Regions from separate parts of the Homo sapiens genome. Here region 1 is linked to region 2. A link is a loop called in an ENCODE intact Hi-C map of the cell type or tissue named here. Cell type or tissue: mammary epithelial cell. All regions are shown on one strand.

Region 1 (8,000 bases), 570 kb after region 2:
GACAAAGAGGCCAGAGCTTGTGCAGAGGGAGTGGCCCAGAGGTCGACAGTATCTGGGAGCATGCTTAGCCGGGCCCTGTGGACACACATTTGGACCTACGCAAAAGTTATCTTTGCTTTGCCAAGGATCTCTTTAAATTCTGAGTCTTTTCCCAAGAAAGCAAACTTGACTCCGACCAAGCCTCCAAATCCAATGACCCGTTAAAGAAAAGACAGGGCAGGGGGATGGGTGACGCTCCACTTTGCAGGTTCAATCAGCAAAGTCCCAATGGTAGGAAGCTCCACAGGACAGACTGCCAGTTTCTCCAACAACTCAGTGACACAGGGGAAATGGAAGCGTGGAGGGGAATATTTGGATTAGAAGAGACTTTAGGGTGGAGTGATTCCTAGATTATATCGTTAAATACAAAAGCAAAGTGCTAAAGAATATCTGTAACATGCTACTTTTCATCGAAGGAAGAGGGGAAGGAAAATAAAATATACGAAACCTGTTCTTTTGTGAAGAAGAAACAGAGGAAGGATAAATCAGAAACCAATAAGACGGGTTGCCTGTCGGGGGTGGTTCCTCGAGGGTGTGGGCATAGGTAGGAAAAGGGTGGATGATGGGAATGACACAGAAGAATTAGAGGGAGTGACACTGTGTATACCTTTTGAATCGTTCTGACTTTTAGAATCATGTGCATATTTCATGTACTAGATTAAAAATTTTTTTTAATGAGAGGAAACCCAAAATAGAATACAAACAGAAATAAGTGGCACTAATAGTTTTACAAATGATTTATATACTTCCACTGAAAAGATGGGGGAACTAACCTAAGAAACTTTGGAAAACAGTGTTTTTATTGCATCCTCAAAGGCTAAAAATGAAAAGACGTATATACACATATCATACCATGACTAGTTGGTCAATTTTTCACAAGGGTATGGGTCACTGATTCTGAAACTATTTTACATGCCTTCTGGAACTGAGCAAATCAGTCAATAGATGATGGATAAGGAGATCAAAGATACACCAAGACGGAGAACCCTGTGATACTGGATTAGAATTAGGGGTGTCAGTAAGAACTCGTGGTTTTTAATGTGTATACAGGTGTGTGTGTGTGTGTGTGTGTGTGTGTGTGTGTGTGTGTGTGTATTTCCTAGTCTAGCTGCTGGGAGTGCCTAGAGGTAATGAGAGCCTGGTGGCAATGAGCACAGCCAGCACCCAGATCTTGATTTCTAAACACCAGTCTCAATACAACAAACCAGGGCTTCCAAGAGAAACAGCTCGTTCCAGGGCCAGGTCAGAGAAAGGACAGGAGGAGTCGGCAGCATCTCTTGATGCTATAGAGCAAGGAAGCTCCCAAAAATGATGTGGCTGCGGCAAACCACACGGGAACCATGGGAAGGGGGTCCCCAAAATGATGTGGCCGCGGCAAACCATACAGGAACCATGGGAAGGGGGTCCCCAAAACGATGCGGCCGTGGCAAACCACACAGGAGCCATGGGAAGGGGGTCCCCAAACTCAAAACCATGCGGCCGTGACAAACCACACAGGAACCATGGGAAGGGGGTCCTGATGGCCACAGCTGGGACAATTTGAACAACAAAAGTCATGGTCCATAGCCATAGAATAAAATAAGAATCCATAAGTCTATATGGATATGGAGAAATGAATGAATACACACATGAGGCAGAAAGGAAAGCTCTTACTCACAGAAGAATTCCACTAATGAAATGTAAAAGGAATGCTGAACATAGAAAAATCTCTATTCCATAAACACCTCAGCAATCATTGTTTTAAGCAAGAATCATGAATGGATGTTAAAACTAGTAGGCAAAAATATGATAAGAAATAAGCTACTTACATAGCCTCAAATTATCTCCTCACAGATACTTGTTAATTACAAAGGGAAAGAATGGTAAGTGAATAGTGGAGAAATTGGACATCCCAGCCCTCCGAGAATGAGAAGGACAGCATTCTTTCTGCGAGATTCCTGCCAAAAATGCATAACCCAAATCTAATCATGAAGAAACATCAGACATAACCCAATGGAGGGACATTCTACAAAATCACTGGCCAGTACTCAAAAAAAAAAAAAAGCAACAACAACAAAAGAAAACAAGATAAAGCGAGACTGGGAAGCTCTTTCAGACTAAAGTAGACAATTAAATGGGCAAATCTAAATGAGACCTGTCAATGAGATAAATCTAAGTGAGATTTGTAGGTTTGGTGATCATATCGTGCCCATGTTCCTCTCCTAATTTTGATCATTGTACTGTGTTATGTAAGATGTTAATATTTGAAGAATCTGGGTGAAGAGTATAATGGGAATTCTTTGTACTATTTTTGCAACTTTCCTGTAAGTCTGAAATTATTTCAAAATGAAAAGTGAAAAAAGAAAGAGAAGGAGAGGCTGGAGAGAGACCACACTCAGTCCCTCTGGGTGGAGCTGGTATGGGGCCTGACTCAAGCAAATGGGAAAGGAAATTCTGCCACCCTCAGACGAAACATCTGGAACCTGAGCTCTGATGATGACGGCCTGGCCCTGCCGCCTTTTAGAGACGTGTACTGGAATATTTCCAGATGAAATGCTGTGAGGCCTGGTTTTGCTTCTAAGTAATGCAGGAGAGGGGAGTTGGTCGGGGGTGCAGATGGGACAGAACTGGCTGGGGGTTAGGGCGTTAGGGTTGGTGGAGTTAGAGGGTGGATGCCCGGGGCTCATTATTCTCTTCTGTTCACTTTGGTGTAGGTCTCCAAAATAAGTTTAAAAAAAAAAAAATCCAGACCAGGCACAGTGATTCATTCTTGTAATCCTGGCACTTTGGGAGGCCAAGGTGGGAGGATTGCTCGAGGCCAGGAGTTTGAGACCAGCCTGGGCAACATAGTGAGATCCCATCTCTATGAAAACAAACAAAAAAAATGAAAAAAACAAAACCCTCCAGAGGCAATTCTTGGCCTGGTCAGGAGGGGAAGGAAGATGCCTGAGGGATGGCCAATTCCACTCCCTGCCATGCCCCTTATACCCTCCCCTCTCAGTGTCTGTCCCCACCAGGCCCTGTTCAGCCAGCCCGGGGCCTCTTCAGATTCCTCTCCAAGCTGAACCCTGATCCCCCAAATCCTGATTCAAGAAGCCCTCAGTGGAGGGTCCTCGTTTCCACCCACCTGCCCCTGCCCTTATGGGAGAAATGAACTCTAACCTGAGGTCCCTGGCCACGTCTCCCTGAAGCCCCTCCCCTAGCCCTGCTTCCTCTTCCTCCCCTGGGAGGAACGCTGCAGCGTGAGAGTGTCCTGCTGGCCCAGCCGGCTCCCGGTGGGGGTGCAGAGGAGGCCTGCTGTTTGTAGTTCTGATCTTCCTCTGTGTTGCAGGATGCTCTGCATGCCTGGACACCCCCAAAAGCCATCCACACCTTAAGTCGCTGGGACCACCAAAAATGTGTGCATACCATGGAGAACAACAATGCTGGCCTTTCCTGGTCTTCGTCGCCAAAAATCTGCTGTCGCAGGAGGTAGCACGTACCTGGTGCGATAACATGCTGGGGAAGGGGCAGCGGGAGAACATCAGCCTCTCCACCCTACCCAGACCGGACCATGGGTGCCCAGGCCGAGGGGAGAATGAAGAGACAGGGAGGGTCCACAGGAGGAGGCATGTGGTGGATCCCAAGGTGAAAAGCCCAAGATGGGCTTTCAGGACCTGAGGGCAGAGGGGAACTGAGCCTGTGCCCCATGGAGTGCCTGAGTGTCAGAAGATGACCATGGCACTGCGGAGATTCCTGTGCCATCGAGGGGCACGGGAGCCATCACGTGCTCTCCTTGCCCATGCTCCTAGGGTGGCTGAGAAGCTGCAGGGGAATTTGGGGGCCTGAAGGGCCTGTGGGCACAGCCACAGTGGAACTCATGCATGGATGCCTCTGAGGACATCCAAGACCAGGCGCTCACACACGCACGTGCGCTCCTCACAGTCCTCACACTCTGAAGCATCACCCAAGGCCCTAACCACAGAGCCCATGGCAGTGAGCAGCGGGAACCAGAATGCACTCAGGCCCAGCGTCCTGGTGCAGCAGACACAAGAAATAGAATCCATGTCCAGCTCTGGGAGATACACGAAGTGCCCCCTCTGGCACACCTGCGTGTGTGCTTTCTAAAAGACTAGAAAGCAGGAGGCAGCATCGTGCCGTGAAATGCCTGCCATGAAGCAGGCGGCCTTGTAGGCTCAGCACTGAGCCAGAAACACCAGACATACAGCCGACCAGGAAACTCAGGCCAGCCTGGGGCTCCCTGCCACACGCACAAGGCAGGGAAAGAAACCGAAACATAGACCGTTGCAGGTGAAGCCCCTGTACTCGGTGTCTGTTGCTATGCTGGGTTCATCCTGACTCAAGCCTCCAACACACCTGGGCTCTTGGACAAGGGCTAGGTCAGACGCACAGAACCCACTGTCCCGGGCCTCCCTCCCCTCCTTCCAGACCGGCCCTCGATTTTCTTCTCGGAAGAACTGCTGTGGAGTCAGGTGTCCCAACTGTGACATTGGGGCGCCACCTGGTGGTCATTATGCATAGTACTGTTCCTCCTGAACCCGTGTGTGTGTGTGTGTGTGTGTGTGTGCGCGCGCATGTGCGTGTGTGTGTGTGTGTGTGTGTGTGTGTGTGTCCCCGTCCCCATTTGAGTTCAATGGGCCACTGGCCAGGAGCAGCTTGGAAATGAGTAGCCTTTACTGCCTGGCAAACCTGATTTCAAATCCCAGCTCTGCTACTTACTTAATAATTGATCTTGGACAAGCGACTTAAATTCTATGAGCTTGCTTGTTCATCTGGAAAATGGGCATAATAGTATTCCTTCCCTTGAGCTGGGCACAGTGGTTCACACCTGTAATCCCAGCTACTCATGATGCTGAGGTGGGAGGATCACTTGATCCAAGGAGTTTGAGACCAGGCTGGACAATATAGTGAGACCCTGTTGCTAAAAAAGCAAATATATTAGCTGGCTGTGGTCGTGCACACCTGTAGTCCCAGCTACTAGAGAGGCTGAGGCAGGAGGATCACTTGAGCCCAGGAATAAGAGGCTGCAGTGAGCTGTGATTGCGCCACTGCACTTCAGCCAGGGCAAGAGTGAGACCTCACCCCTAAAAATAATAGTAAAATTAATAATAATAATATGCCCTCCATTACTGGGTTGTTGGAGGGTGGTCATAAACTGAAGCCACCACCGATTCTTCTACCCATGGTCAGCAGTGCTGTTTTCACACGGGAGGCCGGCTCCTGCACGAGGGCACAGGTTTCATGATGGATGACTCTTGTTTCTTCCCGCTGCCTCTCAGTCATGTTCCTGCCTCACATATCCCTCACCACCGAGTGCAGTCTTGAACTCACAGCAGGAGCTCCCTGGAGTCAGTGGGCACCCATCCTCAGCCCAGCACAAGCCCTGGCTGATGTGCTTGGTCTAGTGCCTTCTTTGTTCATACTTTTAACTGAGGGCTGCTGTCTGTTTGGAGCTGGTTCCATACCAAACAGCATTAATGGAGGCTCGGCAGGATGGGAGCAGGGCCAGCTCAGTGTAGGGTCTGGTCTGCCTGAACAGGGCCTGGAGTGTGCCTTGAGGGGGCATTCAGGCCTCTGCAGATGCACAGAGCAAGGAGAGGGTTGGGGAGCAGCCCAGGGGCCGGCCAAATGGGTCACTGCCAGCTATTGAGGGTTGGGCTGGGCTTATCCCAAGGGGCACAGCCAGTAAAAGTGGGCCCCAATTGCAAAGCCCAGATGTGGAGTGTGCTTTCCTTATAAGCCTCAAGGCCCCCATTCCTGTCCACAATTATACCTCATTAGAAATAGATGATATGGCCAGTGGCTTTCAGAGGGCTCCAGGGGAGGTTTTCCCTGTGGTAGTGAGAGTACACTTGCTCACCAAAGGAGAGAAGGCAGGCGCGCCCCGGGTACCAGCCAACCCCACTCTACAGCTCAGGCTGCCCCACCCAAGCCTGCATGAACTGCCCAGGAGGAGAGATTGGGTCCACGCTCCACTCACCAGCCAGACCCATCTTGGACATCTCACAATCTTCCACCCTCTCTCTTCAGGACCTGGCTGACCCCATGCAGCACCTGCTCACATCCTGAGCAGCAGAGAGGAGCTGCTCCTCTGTAGGACTCAGGAAGCTCACTAGCTGGGCAAGGCCAGGACAGGCATCCACAGCAGAGGAAGCCACGTGGGCCGAGGCGTGGGACAGAGGTCACGCAGGGGAACAAGGAGGGACTGCGGGCGGGGTGAGAGGCTGAAAGCCTATGGCCCCAGACACCTGCTCGGGGTTTCTGCCCTGATCTACCTGGGGCATGATCAGATGAGACCCCACAGATAAACTTGTTTTGTGAATTGCAGACACCGATCAGTGCTGAGCGAGTATTCTAGCTCTAGCTCTGGGAGCATCAGAACTTGGAGAGGTACAGGCCAACTTATCCTCTGTTCCTGATCCTCAGCTCCTCATACTCAATATTGAAATCCAAAAAGCTCCCCCAAAATTCAGTTTTTTTCTTTTTTCTTTCTTTTTTTTTTTTCTTGAGATGGGGTCTCGCTCTTGTCCCCCAAGCTGGAGTGCAATGGCATAATCTCGGCTCACTGCAACCTCCACCTCCCCACTTCAAGCGATTCTCCTGCTTCAGCCTCCTGAGTAGCTGGTACTACAGGTGCCTGCCACCACATCCGGCTAATTTTTGTAGTTTTAGTAGAGATGGGGTTTCACCATGTTGGCCAGGCTGGTCTCGAACTCCTGATCTTAGGTGATCTGCCCGCCATGGCCTCCCAAAGTGCTGGGATTACAGGTATGAGCCACAGTGCCCGGCCCAAAATTCGATTTTTAAAGGAAATCATTAGGTAGCGACACCTGCCCTGTCCCAAACTGCAGCCATTTCCGGTCTGACTCATCCCGCTTTGTGGGAGGTCGTTCATCACGGTGGAGAAAGCTTGGCGAGTTTGATGAGCGGTGCTCCCCAGGCCCCCCTGAGGGTGTTCTGTGACTGGCAGTGTTGTTTAAAATCTGAACATTCTGTGTTCCAAACCACAGCTGGCCCCAAGAGTTTTGGATTGGGGTTTATGGACCCCGATCCATGAGGGGCAGAAGTTGAAAAGATCTCCAGGCTTCTCCAAAATTTGACGTTCCTAGAACTATTTGTAACTTATAATTCTAATTCACTTATTTCTCGCCTCTTTTCTAATTGTTAACACTACACTGCGGTAGATTCCAATTTTTAGTTGTATATTGCTACATTTTTTTTGGTCAGTGTTCTGGTCAGTTATTTAGACCACATTGCTTTAGTCTGAAGGCTTGAGGGCAGTCTTTAATTTAAAACAGCTTAAAACATCCTTCCTTTCTGTCTCCTTCCCCATCCCACGCTAGGCCATCAGAGCATCATAGCCAAGCTGCAGTTGCCTCCCGCCGTCTTCTCTCTGGCCCTGCCTTGGGCTCTTGGCCTGCCCTGTGTCCCGGAGCTTCTGGCCCCTCTGGGAGCCTATGGTGCCTTCCTCAGATCAGTGTGTTTAGATTCTGAAATGATGCAAGGACAGCAAGGGAAACCAATGATCCTGAAAAACAGTTGTCAAAATGTTTTACAATTGTGGCACAGACTTATATGTACAAAGTAGGAAAACCACAAGTGGTACTTTGAGCCACCTAGAAGGATGATACTGTGAAGTGAACCTCTTTGTGATGGTGTGTGCTAATGAAACTGGTTTTGGCCTTTTTTCTCCCTCTGCTGTGGGTGCCCGTCCTGGCCTTGTCCAGCCAGCCAGCTCCCATCTGTCCTTGCTTCCAGCTTCCTCCCAGCTGCCAGAGATGTGAGCAGGTGTTGCGTGGGGCTAGCCAGGTCCCAGGGACAAGAGATGCAGGGTTGTGAGGTTGTGGATTGGTTTTGGTGGTTTGGTGATTGCTGGTTGGGCTCACGCTCAGCTCCTACCACATGCCCCGCCCCCCACCACAGGGCAGCTCCCTTCTTCACAGCCAGCAGGACAGTCTTCCAGGCTTCAGGGCTCTTCCTTC
Region 2 (8,000 bases):
ATTTTATTATGCCTAAAGAGTCAGTGATGATAAATTCGGAATTAGAGAAGTAATAACCTCCAGAAGCACCTTACTGGGTCACCATCCTTTTGATCAAAGGGTGTCATCAGTACAGAACTTAAGTATTATGTCATTTAATTTACAGTGCTTTGGCTAATTTTATTTAACTTAATTAATTTAACATCTTGAATTAGGTTGGTTACATTTTGACTGTTTTTACAGTCAAGGAAACTTGTAGAAACACAGCAAAGCTAGTGACCTTCACACTTTCACGCATGAACATAAATGAGCTCATAAGATCATCGTCTCTTTTTGTTGCGTTTCAAAGGCGTTTACCTATCTTGGAGTAAGATCTAACATTTCTGACCTTGATAGGATAATCATAGATAACATACTTTTAAATGAATTTACAGAGAAAAATAAATTTTATTTGTCCTACTATGTGTATAATATGTCTGTTTTGAAAAGCACCTAGTATACAAACACTAATATTGTAATACCAGTATAATTCAAATCATCTTTTTTTTTTTGGAGGGGAGTTTATTTAAAGTGTTGGCCAAAAAATGTTATTTATAACACTTGGTTGGATCTTTTTTTAAAAATTTCTTTTCATTGTTGTTCACTGTTCAAAAGGTACATCGCCAGGTTGGATCTTTTTATTTACTAATGTAAACTGAACAAGTTTGAAGGTGGTTGTCCCCTATTAGTTCATCGTGCCCCAGTGGTGGGAGCTATAGTTGTTTGAGCCATGGTACTGTCTTTGGTCAGGGCACACTCTTCATTTCTAAACCATGGTTCATTGCTTTGAGAGGCTGTTATTTTAGTGTTAGTCTTTGAATATTGGTTTGAAAATATTACAGTTACTATTTTTTATGATTGGTATTAGGACTTATGGATTTGCTAAAACAAAATCATCTTGTCTCAATAACGTTTTCTCTCTTTCCCACCACATTCTTCCTTCCTGAATTTTAATATGTGTTATACCACATCATCAGTTATATCTTGCTTTCCAGGATTGTTGTGAATGCTTGTATGTGAGATGCTTTTACATAAGGGCTAGGATTTGGAGATAATTCTGCGGTGGGGAAACAACTTTCTCTCCTTCCTTCTCCATGCCAGCCTCTTCCCCTACCCCCATGTATAAAATGTGATTTGTCAGATCCTTTCTAGATACTATGAATCGTGGATTTAGATATGGTAGTCTTCCTCTAACCCCCTTTTGCAGAACATAAACATTTCTCATCCTCTGTTCATACAATTTTTTACTTTAGTCACATGAAAACATTGTGAGAATGGAATCTTGTTCCATTAACGTTAACCTTGGTGGTGTAGAAATTAGGACATGAAGCATGTCACTTTCAGTGTAAAATATGTCAAGGAACTTCATTTCTTTCATCAATTCCTGACAATTGCTAATGTAGTAATGCACTTTAGTTGCTTTGAGCACTTTGGGCTGGTGAGAAGGGAAATACATAGTGTCTTTGTTAAAAGAATGAGTGAAGAGAAGAGAAAATTTTAAAAGAAATTGGTGAAAGGAAAATAACTTTGGCTTTTTTATTGTTATTTTTATACTGAAGTAGACAAACAATTGTTCCTGTTCTTCCTGAAGGAATTGTTGTCACAATTTTATTATTATTAGATAATTACCTAAGCTTCTGTGTTACAAGCTGTGGCCTCAGTTCTAGGTGGTGGTGCTTGAGTGAACATTTTACATTTTGTTCCTGACAGCTGGCCAGCATTGTGTTTATATTGGCATGGAAAAGAGATATCTGATTCAGAGAACAGTGTTTTCCAAGGATTGTGACTGAAGACTTCCTTAATGGTGTAATAATGTACCTCCTCATAAAAACAGGTTTGACAGCTGTAGCTCATTTTTTGTTGTTGAAGGAAGTTTTATTTGTTTTGTTTTTAACTACTTTTAATAAAGAATTGAGATCCAGTGTATGATTAAGATTTGTAAGAAATTGCAGATTCCTTAATAAAGCTCGCATCTACAGACATGACTAATCATTGATAATAATAAATGCAAAATATTTTAAATTATTAGGGGTAGAGTTAAAAAATGAAAAATAAAAGGTTATGATAATAGGAAGATGATTGCTGGCTTGATTTACCTTGTGGAACTAGTTAGAGGAGTATTCAGATAAATTGTGGAAAACATTAGAGGATGCAAAATACCACTGGAATTTATACCCATTAACAGAGAAGAGTTTCTTATTACAAAACTGTATTTGTAGCCCCACCAATAGCTTCAGGAATTATTTAATTATAAACTGTAGAAGTTTGGAGATAAGACCTGTGTTTAATAACTCGCATTAAATCTTTCTGGGGACATCATCAGCAAAACTCTTGGATAATTAGAAAGACCTGGGAAGATTGGGTTCTCTGGAATATCCAGGTTATCACTTTGAAATTTCACAATCATGTTGGAATAATAACATTAAAATATTTGAGTAGTAAAGGCATTGAATATCAGTCTGAGTCATCCACATTTGGTAAGGAGGCCTGGGGCATTTGTTGCAGTGAAAGATTTCAGGAGTCTTGTATTGATATCTCTTTTTTTGATTCATCTTATTTGTTGGACACCTACCAGAGTACCTCATTGGGTCTTCTTTATACACAGCCACTTATCATTATGCCTTTCCACATACCCTTGAATTTCTTGACCCTCTTCCTGTTGTATGCATCTGGTTAAATCCAACTCTGTATACTCTGCATATAGCTGGTGAATGTGAAATACACACAAAATTTTTGAGTGGTCTTTAAATTTTGACCACTAAGCTCAAGTGAGCCTTCAATGCTCCCTGATACCATATTACATTTCCTTAATCTATTTGTTCTCCTACAATGCTGGGCTGACTTTCTCCTCTTACAAACCACTTCCTCCTCTTACAAACCACTTCCTCCCTTCCTACTCTGTTCTCAGCTGATGACCTTGCTTCCTACTTTATTGAAAACATAAGCAATCAGAAGAGGTCTTCTCTGTACTCCCACCATTTTATCAGTGAACTTACCTGCATTTGGGAATTTGTTCCTTGCTTTCCCTGCTGTTACTCTAGGTGAACCATCCATACTCTAAGGCCCAGGTCCTCACTAGTCATTTAGATCCTCACCTCAAGTTACTCAAGACCATCATTTGAGCAATCCTCCGTTTTGTTCTACTGCATCGGTTTTCCCTTTCTACTGAAGTATTCTCATCAGAACAAAAACTTCCTAAGATAGCTCACATCATTTAAAAAAGAACTCCCTTGAATCTACCTCTTTTGGCAATTCCTCCATTTTTTTGTTTCACAGGTAGCAAAACTGTTTGCTTTGTAAGAATTGTCTATACTTGCTATCTCTTCTTTCTCTTAATCTCTTGAACCCATTCTAATCAAACATTGTCCCTGACACAGAGGACTGGGTATGATTGTGCAGATTGCATACTGTACAAGAGTGCCACATTTAGGAGAATGATGTTCACATAATTTATGACAGTGATTTTCCAGCAGATGGCACTAAGTGTCTTGTTCCGAAAAGATTAGTGTATTTGACAATTTTGCAAATTGGATGTGTCTTTTCAGAGGAGCATTGTTTTAATCCATATAAAGGCTCTGCCTTGAGTTAATAGTGTTATGCTACTACTCCACCAAAATAGCTTTATTAGATCACAAATGACCTGCATATTTCTAATCCCACAGTCCATCTTTTAGTCAGCTTAATTAGCATTCAGAAATCGCTCACTTCACGAAATTGTCATCACCTAGCTTAGAGATGTCACTATTTTTTATTGTCTTCTAACCTCCCTTCTAACACGCCATTGTCTTCTAACAAGCCATTGTTTTTAATCCCCTTTGCTAATGCCTACTTATCTCTCCAACCCCTAAACTCTGTTTAAGGAACTTTCCCGTAACAATTTATTCCCTTTGTAATATCATCCAGCATTATGGTTTTAAATGCTATCTATACACACTGGCAATTTCTCAGTTTATATCATCACCCTGAACTTTTAAATTTCCACACTTACATATCCAACTGCCTATCTGACATCTCTACTTAGGCATCTAATATAGGCATCTCATTTTAAATATTCTTTATTTTGAGGTAATGTTCAGCTTACAGAACAGTTTCAGGGATAGTACAGAAATTCCCACACCCTCCTGCCCTACCTTCCCCTATTTTTTTTTTTTTTTTTTTGAGACCAAGTCTCACTCTTGCCGAGGCTGGAGTGCAATGATGCAATCTCTGCTTACTGCAGCCTCCGCCTCCTGGGTTTCAGCAATTCTCCAGCCTCAGCTTCCGGAGTAGCTGGGACTACAGGAGTGCGCCACCATGCCCAGCTAATTTTTGTATTTTTTAGTAGAAACGGGGCTTCACCATGTTGGCCAGGCTGGTCTCAAACCCCTGGCCTCAAATGATCCTGATCTGCCCGCCTTGGCCTCCCAAAGTGCTGGGATTACAGGTGTGAGCCACCGCTCCTGGCCCCCTGTTGTTAACACTCCACATACATTCCATAACTTGTACCAATGTTAATTTCTTAGATTTTGTTTGTTTCACAAAACCTAAGAAATTAACATTGGTACAATACCACAAACTAAACTGGACCTTACTCAGGTTTCACTAGTCTTTCCACAAATTTTCCAGGATCTGACCCGAGATCCCATGTTACATTTAGTCCCCTTCAGCCTGTGACAGCCATTCCATGTTTTTCATGGTTGGCCAGATGCCTTGTGGAATATTTCTTGATTTGGGTTTGTGTGGTATTTTCACATGATTAGTTTGAGGCCACGGATTTGGGAGAAAATACTGCAGAAGTGATATTGGGCATCCCGAATTTAATATGTTCAAAATTGGACAAATATATCTCCTGACCCCTGCAGTTTTTCCCATCTTTGTGGTTTTTGTAGCTTCGTAAGTGGCAGTTCTCTTTTTCGTGTTGCTAAGCGTGTCTTGGGCTCTACTTTAGACCTGCTGAATCAGAAACACTGGAAGTGAGGTCCAGCAATCTGTTTCACATGCCCTCCTGGAGATTCTGATGCATACTGAAGTTTGAGAAGCACTGACTTAGACCAGAGCACCTTATAGTCATCTTGACTCCTCTTTGTCTCACACTCCAGATTTCTTTCAGAATCAGTAAATTCTGTCAGTTCTGTCTTCAAAATGTATCCAGGTCTACTGCTTGTTACCATCTTTACTGCTCCCATCCTGTTTCCATTTGTTGTCAGCCCTGCCCTCTTACCTGGCCTCCTTGCCATTGCCCTTGCTCCTCTACTGTCTGGTACTCCTTTCAGCAGCTGTAGTGATAACAGCAGATCATGTCATTTCTCTGCTTACACCTGCCAGCGTCCTTGTCTCGGAGTAAAACCTCAGATCCTCACATTGATAGAAACATGCTTTTTCCTCCCTTTATCTTCTATCAATCCTGACCTTGCTTACATCCAAAGACTCATCTTCTTATACTTGCTCAAACATACCAAGCATGTTCTCTCAGGATCTTTGTACTTTTACTGCTTCCTGAGTATTCCTCCCTTCAATCTCTTATGGTTCATTCCGGCACCATCAGGTTTCTTATTGGAGAAGCCTTTCCTGACCACTCTGAAATAATCATGTTCCCCGCCCCCTGCCCAGTCTTCTTTTTATTTCCTGTCTGCCTTACCCTGCTTTATTTTTTCTCACTCCTTTCATCTTAGTATGTGTTTGTTTGTCCTCTCTATACAGATAGTCCCTTATGATGATTCTTAGGATTTTTCAACTTTATGATGGGTTTATGAGAGTATTAAGTGCATTTTTGACTTACGATGGGTTTCTCAGGACATAACCCTATTGGGTAAGTCAGAGTGTCCGTTTTTCAACAGAATGTACGCTCCGTTAAGGGAGAGCATTTATTTTGTTTCCTTCTGTATCCTCAGACACTCCATATATATTATTTGATTGAATCAATGAATACCAAGCATGTCTTGGCACATCTGGTGATGCAGAAATAGTCAAAATACTGTTCTTGGCTTCAAGAAATTTATACTCAAACTGTGGAGATAAACAGTTTTACAAATAACTGATAAAGTGCTAAATCCAGCAAGCAAGAAGAGTAGAAGTGGTTGAAGTTAAGAAGGCTTCTTGGCATTTGCATCAGGTTTCCAGTGAAACAGAAAGGAGCTTTGAATGGATAAATCATTACGGGCCCAGGGACCTATAGGAAAAGAAAATTCTAAAGTAGCTAAGTGCAAGGTGTAGTCCAGGAATGATGAATCAGGTTTGAGTAAAGAGTATAGAATTTATGGGAAGGTATCGTGATAATAATAGCTAATACTTGAGTGCTTCTGTGCCAGACATTGTTCTGGAGGTACAGCAGTAAGTATTCACTCTAGCAAAGCATCCTCATTTAATCCTTATGAGGATCTATAAGGTATTCAGGCTAGTGAAGAAATGAAGGCACAGAACAATGAGGCTGGGCTTCAAACTCAAGACAGCTTAGTCCTAGAACCCAGCCTTGGCTACTGTACTGCCTCCATAACTCTGTAAAGGTTGTTGGGGTCCAGATTGTAGAGAGTAAAAAGGAATGTAATAATTCTATTTTAGGGGGCAGTGTGAAGAATGAATTCCAATTGGTGGAAGACTGGATTGTATTATAAAAATATGCTGCCTCCATTCTATGTAATTGTTAAAGAATCAGGTCAGTTTTCATGTACTTTTACTAGAGGATATCAGTGACACTGTTGAGTTTAAAACTTAAGTGTCTGAGGTTTGTTCCCATTTTTGTGAAAGCAACCAAATCATGTATATATTAGTAAGTGCACGCACACATGCAAGAACCTAACTAGATAAACAGGCTTTCAGAAAATGGGAGTGAGGGTAACATTGCTTTTCTTAGCTATCATTCACAACTTTAACAATAAATTACTCCAAATTATGGAAGGAGACAAGGAAAACTGCTTCAGTTTACACAGGCAAGTGTCCATGAAAAGTAAGGAAATAGGTAGAAGAAAGAATGTCTTTACATATTTCTTTATACATTCTTGAGAGATGGATATGAACTAAGACATTACCAAAGCCACAGATTAATAATATTATGTGTAACTACGTTTAAAAAAATTTAAGTGTATAATTCAGTGGGTTTAGTTTATTCACAAAGGTGTACAACCATCACCACTATTTAATTCCGTAACATTTTTATCCCCAAAAGAAACCTCTTTCCTATTAGCAGTTACTATCAATTATTCCTTCCTACTAGCCCCTGGCAAACACTAATTTACTTTGTGTTTCTATAGATTTGCCCATTCTGGAAATTTCCTAAAAGTAGAATCATACAGTGGGTGTTCTTTTGTGTCTGACTTTCACTTGGTATGGTGTTTTCAAGGTCATCTGTTTTAGCATGTATTAGTACTTGATTCCTTTTAATGGCTTAATAATATTCCCTTGTATGATGCCCAGTGTTTTATTTATCCATTGTCAGTTGATAGATATTTGAATTTCTGCTTTTTGTGAATGATGCTATGAACATTGAGGTGTAGGTTTTGTATGAACATGTGTTCTCAATTGTCATGGTTATATCCATAGGAGTGAAATTATTGGGTCATATAGTAACTCTATTTTTAACATGTTGAGGAACTGCCAAATTGTTTTTCAGAGTGGCCACACCATGTGGGTTCCAGTTTTTCCACATCTTCACCAACACTTACTATTGCCTGTCTTTTTTATTATAGGCATCCTAGTTGTGAAGTAGTGTATTGTGGAGCTGGATGATGTTGGTATATTTTGATCTGCTTATTGACTTTTTGCTTATCTTCTTTAGAGAAGTATCTACAGACAGTTTCCAACTTAATGGCTTGACTTAAGAGTTTTCAACTTATGATGGTGTGAAACTGTTGTAATTTTGACATAATGTTGAAATTTGAATTTTGATCTTTTCCTGGGCTGTAATATGTGGTACATAAGATATTGAACACTTTGTTTAAAAATAGGCTTTGTGTTAGATGATTTTGTCAAACTGCAGGCTAATGTAAGTGTTCTGAGCACAGTTAATG

Evidence for each region. Hi-C counts contacts between places; a loop is a spot of excess contacts. Peaks named below come from ENCODE experiments on the same cell type or tissue, not always from the same donor. Only the 100,000 strongest peaks of a DNase experiment are listed, where the experiment ranks them.
Region 1: a loop joins it to region 2, with 17 times the contacts of the local background. A loop is called at or near these places in 24 of 110 quality-filtered maps.

The regions. Positions count from the first base shown.
Region 1 is chr2:120,675,942-120,683,941 of GRCh38, forward strand. No RefSeq gene overlaps it. Among named protein-coding and RNA genes, the nearest start is that of GLI2, 56 kb to the right of the region's middle. In mammary epithelial cell, CTCF peaks have their summits at 2,485 and 4,521 (motif pointing left); a DNase peak (open chromatin) is centred at 4,510.
Region 2 is chr2:120,106,479-120,114,478 of GRCh38, forward strand. The region is part of intron 16 of EPB41L5 (erythrocyte membrane protein band 4.1 like 5); the gene reads left to right. Among named protein-coding and RNA genes, the nearest start is that of EPB41L5, 97 kb to the left of the region's middle. In mammary epithelial cell, a CTCF peak has its summit at 3,497 (motif pointing right); DNase peaks (open chromatin) are centred at 1,783 and 2,503; H3K27ac peaks cover 1,313 bases.